Linked DNA regions of Homo sapiens: region 1 is linked to region 2. A link is a contact called in ENCODE Hi-C or POLR2A ChIA-PET data. All regions are on one chromosome and are shown on one strand. Each heading gives the region's core, a stretch centred on a gene start or an enhancer-like site at or near the end of the contact. The rest is flanking DNA. Distances are from core to core; before and after follow the strand shown.

The links. A loop is a pair of places that touch in the nucleus more often than their neighbours do. ChIA-PET counts read pairs that join two places held with the same protein, here RNA polymerase II (POLR2A). Pooled maps may share reads with other maps.
Region 1: a map of head of caudate nucleus shows a loop between it and region 2 (4-fold over the local background). The contact joins two enhancer-like sites. A Hi-C loop is called at or near these places in 1 of 168 maps with a recorded cell type or tissue (head of caudate nucleus), 1 of 37 single-sample maps with no recorded cell type and 4 of 50 pooled maps. POLR2A ChIA-PET finds 5 or more read pairs at or near these places in 3 of 52 experiments (GM12878, WTC11 and activated CD4-positive, alpha-beta T cell).

The regions. Positions count from the first base shown.
Region 1 is chr2:58,426,501-58,429,946 of GRCh38, reverse strand. No RefSeq gene overlaps it. Among named protein-coding and RNA genes, the nearest start is that of LINC01122, 93 kb to the left of the region's middle. Within about 2 kb of position 1,651, at least 6 of the 41 ENCODE cell types and tissues checked have a DNase peak (open chromatin) inside an H3K27ac peak, as active enhancers do.
Region 2 is chr2:57,757,893-57,761,377 of GRCh38, reverse strand. No RefSeq gene overlaps it. Among named protein-coding and RNA genes, the nearest start is that of VRK2, 290 kb to the left of the region's middle. RefSeq lists an enhancer at 1,190-1,484. Within about 2 kb of position 1,362, at least 2 of the 41 ENCODE cell types and tissues checked have a DNase peak (open chromatin) inside an H3K27ac peak, as active enhancers do.

The DNA of each region.
Region 1 (3,446 bases), core at 402-2,901, 670 kb before region 2:
TGGGCCTTCCACAGGGTATAATAAAAATTATGAATCAAGAATTCGCTTGAATCCTTTTTTGTATAGAAGATATGATTGCTATGATAATGCAAAAAAGATTGTTTTTAATGCCAGCATTTTCTTTCTCAGGTAATACAGCAATTCACTGTACGATTTACAATGGTGCATTAGCAACCCAGCAGCAGTGTGATGTCAGAGCCTCAAAAAGACGTATGCAAGAGAAGCAACTGGGCCTGGTTCTGCTGCCCTGGCCCCCAGTCAAGGCTGCTTAAATGTCACCAACTCCAGTCCTGCTCTGTTCCACAGCTAGTCCTGGCTGTGATTTTCTCCCAAATAGGACACAGATATTAACTAAGGTTCTGGAAAGAGGAAGCAAAAGAAAGAGAAAAAGCAAACTACTGAATGCACTAAACATTTTTTTAAAGTTTTATTGAAAGGAAAATAGAGGTTAACTTGAAGGACCTAAGAATTTGTTTTTCTCTGTACAAAGCAAATATGTCAGTTGCATGCCGATGATGCTGGAAGCATTCCGCAAAGGAAACCATCTTTTCTGGGAATACAGAAAGCCCCCTCTGTTGTTGGTGACATTGCCCTCCCTTTTTCCCCCTATTTGTTGCCTTTGTTTTCCTCCCCTGTCATTACCTAACCTCCTAGTACTGCTGTGCCAACCGCAGCACAAAGACACTCGTCTAAAAAGCCTCTGTAGGAGAAAGAGTTCCACCCTACGGAAAAAAAGTGAACCCTCGGGCCACAAAGATGAGGAAAGAGTCAATCTTTGGAAAAGCTCTCACAGACGTGGGTGGCTTTGGCAAGGTCAGCCTTTGGAAGGCGACCTCTTGAGCAGGTTCTCAACCCTAAGGCCGGTCTGAGAAAAGCAATGAGGGGAGTAGAAAAGAACGGGGAGAAGAGAGGGAGAAAAGGGTCGGGGAATGGAGGGTAGGATAAAGAGAGGGTACAGGTAGGGGACAGCGAAGGCGGCGGCCCCTCCTGGGATTACATCTTTCGGTAACCACCCCCGCCCTCCGCACTGGCACTTCGCGCGGGGTCACTGCCCGGCCCCACCTCCCGGGCTGAGTGGCGCGCTCCGCCTGGGTCCCGGAGGCGGTGGCGCAAGGCGAGCGCGCACCGGGGCCGTCCGCTGGGCTGGCCCAGGCGGGGAGGTCCTGACCCCAAGAGGCAACAAACGAGTGGAGGGGCACTGCTCTCCACACTGCTCTGCCGCCCCCACCCCAACTCTCCCCACCCCTTCCCCCTGGCTGCAGCAGCAGCAGCAGCAGCAGCAGCAGCAAACGAACAGAGCCACAGCGTCACCGAAATCCAAGCGGAGCCCAGCTGCGCCGGGGGCAAGAGGAGGGGGCTGGGGCGATCCGGTGGGGGAGGGGGCAGGGGATGGTGGGGGTGCTCCGGGGCCGCCGGGGGCGGGGAGGCAGCGGGGGTGGCGCGCGCGGCGGCCGCCCCGGGCCCGCGGCCGGCGTCACTTACCCGGCCAGGGCGCGGGAGCAGCTCGGCCGACTCCTCGGAGCCCGCGGCGGCTCGGGGCCGGCGGTCGGCGCAGCCCGGGCGCTGCCAAATGTAAACAATCCGCCATGATTTCTTTGTTTAGCTAATTGAACCTGCCGCCGTCTCGAGTCCCAGGCGCTCCCTCTCCCTTCTCTCCCCTTCCCCCCTCGCGCTCTCTTTTATTTATTTATTTGTCTCTCCCCCCACCCCGCCCTTAGTCTTTCCCTCTCTTTAGTCTTAGTAGCTGCTTTTAATGGAAGTCGAGGCAGTTGGGTAGTTGGTGCAGGGAGTGCGGTGGTGGTTTTTATAAATACAGGTAAAATAATACCCAAATTTCAGGCTGAGGTGCAGTTTCTGGAAGAGGAGGAGGGTGTTCCTCTCCTTCCCTCCCTCTTTCCCCCTCCCCCGTTTATTAGAGTATCCTCGGTGGAAAGTGCCAGAAAAATGTGCTGCATCTCTGAGTCACCTTTTCTTCCCGCCGAACTCTAGCACCCAAGTTCGCTGGCGGATTTTGGACTCTGCCAAAGTGCTGAGTTCGTCGTTTACTTTGAAAGCCTGAAATATAACTGATGTCCAACTGCAGGAAGGCGCACGGAATCGCCGCCACCATCCCGGGGGCGAATCACCGCCCTGCAGCCGGCTCCTCAGGGGAGTGACCTCTTGGTGTCAACTAAACTCCTTTAGGGAAATACCCGGTTTTTCCACGCGCGCGTGCGCGCATACGCGCACACACACGATCCAAACTAGCACCAACACAGTGGAAAGCTCCCAGAGGAGCCCAACTGTTCAGCCTCACATTTGCATAAATTATTGGTCCCAATAAAATTGTTGCAGAAATATTGGGGAAGGAGTAGACGCTGAGCCTCGAGTTTCAAACTTTCAGGAAATATTTAGGTCCTGGTGGAAAGAAGGGCTCAGCATTCCTTCATCTGGGTTTCTGTGGGTAGAAATGCATTTGATCACCAGTTTTGACTATGGTTAATGCAGGCATCATTTAAATCCTGTTCTAGGTGAATTTATGAAGAGTTTCAGGGTAATCCGTGGCAGAAAATTTTAGGGTTATGGCTTCATTTATTTAAAAAACTACTCCCCCAGTCTCACTTTTATTTATAACCACCATGTTGATGACACCAAAAATGATTCAATATTTTAATTAATAAGGAGGTTTGAAAGTCATCTACATCTTGCAGTAAAACTGCCTTTTAAGTTATCATCGGGATTAATCTCATTAAAAGAAGTTATTTCCTTAGCTATGCTTATTTCTCTGTGGGGAGAGCACTGTTGAATGGAGTAATGTCACCCTTAGAAGTTTGGACGAACCATTTATGCGTCACATAATGTATTGATCGTATGGGTAAAAGGGTCATCTGATCCAATCAAGAGAACTGAACTAATGAGTATTTACACTAAGCCCAGTCACTGTGGTCGTCTTACCCACTGGGTCAATTAATAAATAGATGTACAAACATTCTGATTAAATATAAAAGAAAGGAATTGTATTGCCAAGCAATCAAAATGACCCCAATCAAATCACCTATTTACACTTAGGTCTAGTCCATTCCCTCATGCAAGTTTAACAGAGGTTATTATCATATTATTTTCCACACTTTTGATTTTTTTTTTTTTTTTTTTTTGGAAACAGATTTTCGCTCTTGTTGCCCAGGCTGGAGTGCAATGGCGTGATCTCGGCTCACCGCAACCTCCGCCTCCCAGGTTCAAGCGATTCTCCTGCCTCAGCCTCCCAAGTAGCTGGGATTACAGGCATTTGCCACTACGCCGGCTAATTTTGTATTTTTAGTAGAGACGGGGTTTCTCCATGTTGGTCAGACTCGTCTCAAACTCCCCACCTCAGGTGATCCGCCCACCTTGGCCTTCCAAAGTGTTGGGATTACAGGCGGGAGCCACCACGCCCAGCCTCTTTTTTTATATCATGCCAAGTTTTACAT
Region 2 (3,485 bases), core at 113-2,612:
AAGTAAGGGCGACTGTCCTGCTTCTTGTTTTTCAAATGCCAAGGTGCCATATTTGGGAGAAGCATATCCTGAACCCATCACAGGTACATGATTACCTGGAATAAGTTCCTGGGAGTTGGGTACCTTCCTTCTTTCGGTGGTTTCATATCTATGGCCACCTTCCACTCCCCAAACACTCCCTACCCTTCCTCCTTTTCCCCCTATACACATACAGAACATTGATCTGCTTCTTCTGAATGTTCCTCAAATATGCCAGTTTTTTTTGTTACCATAACTGACTAATTTTTGCTGAGTGTCATTTCATTCTTCTCTTATGTATAAGTAAAAGATAAGAGATGAACATTTTATTTTCTCTGTTACTAAGTCCATTCCCTTTTGATTCATCACAAGGCAAAATGAATCTCAAAAATCTTAATGAAGTTGGTAGTTCCAGTGCACATTAAGAGAAAATTATCTTACAGAAAAAATACACATCAACTATTTGGTTAACTGATGAGAAACTAAAGGCCAAGTTTGGAAATTGTTCAAGTTTTCTATGAATATTCATAAATAATTAACTTGCATCTCAATTTAGAACCTAACAACAGTTCATTTCAATTTTTAAAAAATATCCGAGTTAATTATATGCTGAGGTCTCCTTGCTGGGTCCTCTCTCCTAGTGGCAATTGAATAACTGCAGTTGGTGACAATAACCCTGTGTTTCTGTGGCGTTCACCACATTGCGGTGTAGCTGGAGGAAGATACATAATGAAACTCTTTGAAGGACAGCTGGCTTCCTAAGGGGTGCTCTCTCCCTTTCCCTACTCCCAATCTTTTCCTATGGGGGTAAATTCCTTTTGTTCACACTTTTTACTGAAAGTGAAAAAAAAAAGTGTGCAAAATAAGAGGCAAGAAGAAAATAACCTGCCCTAAAGTAAATACATGGTGAAAAACGAGATAGGTTTATCCTGTTGGAATTTTCCATGCCTTCAGAAGCAGATGCTTAGTCCTGTGAGGGATGCAGAGATTGCAAGCCTCCCAGGGTAAAAAAATAAAAAGAAAAAGAAGAAAAAGAAAAAAATTCAGGAAGAACTCAGTCTAATCGGACGAAGGGACCCCTGTACTTTGTGAAAGAAGGCTGCATAGAAGAATCAGAGCCCTGGGCTCTCAGAGGGAGGCCATTCGGGGACTGCCCCTTTTGTCTCCTCGCCTTGTATGGGCTGGAGGATGGAAAAATTGTGGACAAAAGGCCCGAGGAGGGCGGAGGGTCGGGTCTGAACTCTCGAGGCACAGCTCTCAGCGTTATTCACCATGCCACGTTTCCGCCAAATGGTCCTGTCCAGTTCCCAGCCCGGGCCGGGTGCCGACGGCGGGGTAACACTGCCATCTAGTGGCCATCTCTCCCCTGCCAGCTGGCTCTCAGTGCCCTCTTGCTGGCTCGGTCGTTCCCTCACTCCCCCTCTCTCCCTTTCTCTCTTGCTCTCTCTCCTACGCCCCTCTCTCTCTTTCTAAAAAAGGTTTTTTATCCCATCAAGGAAAAAAAAAAAAAACCTGGCTCTTGGAAAACAACCAACTCTCTTGGAACTCAGAGATAATAATCAGTTTCTCTGGGCTTGTGAAATTGGCTCATTAAGCGTGCTTTTTAACAGAAAATATTGGAAGCGATTAAGTCTGCTTTACTGAGTGGGCATGAAATGGCCAACCTTCGGCCACCCACAGCTCCTAGGTGCCTGGCGCCGTTTTATGCATGCAGCGTAATGTCTTTACTTGAAGTGCTGTTTATTCATCACCTGCTTATTTATCTCTTTGCATTTGGCAGGCACATCGATCAATGTTAAACTGTCACACAAGGTTATTTTTCTTTTACATAACAGTATAGGCCTAAGGTAGTGGCATATTAAAAGTAATAACTTTCTAACTTGTAGCTCAAGATGACAGCCCCATTTTTACCCGAATATATTACAGCAAGGAATTCCTCATTCCGTTCTCCCTCCCCCTCCCTCTACTTCACTAGTACGCAGCTCTTCCAAGGTCAAAGGCTTCATTCTGTCTAGCCTCCCTCCCACTTTGCATACCACTCAGCTTCCTCTTCACCTCCAGTTATCTCCACCTTTTAGGCTGATCCGCCCACAGAGAACATTCTGTGCACCTGGTGTACACATCTTGCTTGTCCCTCTTTATGATGGCATTTACCCCTTTGCATAAAGATGTGGGGGCCAGCAGATCTCTGGAAAAGAAGTAAAAAACGACTGCATATGATAGTGAGAATCGTGATGGTCTCATTTCCATCTCCACAGACATCTCACTAAATGTAATAGTATATTTGGCTTTAGAGTTATAATAAGCAACAACAACCACAGACCCTATGAAAAGAATCGAAGGAGAAACATCTGAAAGCAACGGTATTGCTCTGAAGCAACTGGTGTGATTTGAGGCTGTTGAGTCCACTTATTTTCTTCCTCCTTTCTTTGGTTTTAGGTTAATTTGTGCCCAGTTTGTGATACTTCCTTTCTTGGCAATAGGCCAAGAAAATTTTCTTAGTGCAAACAGGTTTTCTTTTTCTTTTTCTTTTTTTTCCCTCTCCAGTCCAGCCTAAAAATGCCTACAGATGGGATAGCAAATCTTTTTAGTATCACATTTCAAAGTGGCCCTTAGAATTTCTTCCTGTCCTTGATCTCTCCTTTTGAATTTCAAGTCAGACTTAGATTCTGTTGCTAAATATGTTTCGGACAGTGGTTCTCAGATACAATGCTTTGATAATCTTGTGTACACAGCAATTAAGTGTCTTAGCATAGCAGACCTTGTTGTGGTACAACTATTCTTGTGACCTAAGGTACCACATCCATTCTGATAGTCTGTCTCTGTGCGCACCAAAATAACTCATCTAGAAAGCAGGAGGAGGGAAGTGTAAGTGGTTAAACAAATGTGGTCCAGTAGACTACTGAAGTACCTGCTTTGGAGGCTCACAAGCTTGGCATTGAATCTGGCCCACCTTTTGGATTTGCTTATGCATTCCTATGCATAGAAAGATGGTGGAATACTGATCTATGGTGATGTATTTTATCATGGGTAGCACAGCCCCAGAAAAAAAGCATGTCCATTAAAAAAATGCAGCCCGGCCTGTGTCTATGCTCCTACGATCAATATTTGCATTAAAATGGCTTAAATGTATGTGGCGCAGAAGCTGTCCATTCTTTCAACCTGACCTGCTGCATTGATTAGGGCTAGTGCTAGAGGGAGAAAGAGCAAATCAGGCAAGGAAAAGAATTAAAAGGAAAGATAGAAGAAAATGAAAGCTGTCGCTATGAGTCCTGTAGGAGATATACTTTAAGCCAATCATGGATGCCATCTTTACTCAGCAGCCCACTCTGCAGGAGAATGCACCCTCTCCGTATCTCTCATAGGGCTATTTTGTCTTTTAAAAACCAACAAAAGGATTTCTGGTTGTCTCTAAGACTGGGCAACTCAGCAGCTTGTGATTAAGAACTCAATGTTTCCAGACAGCT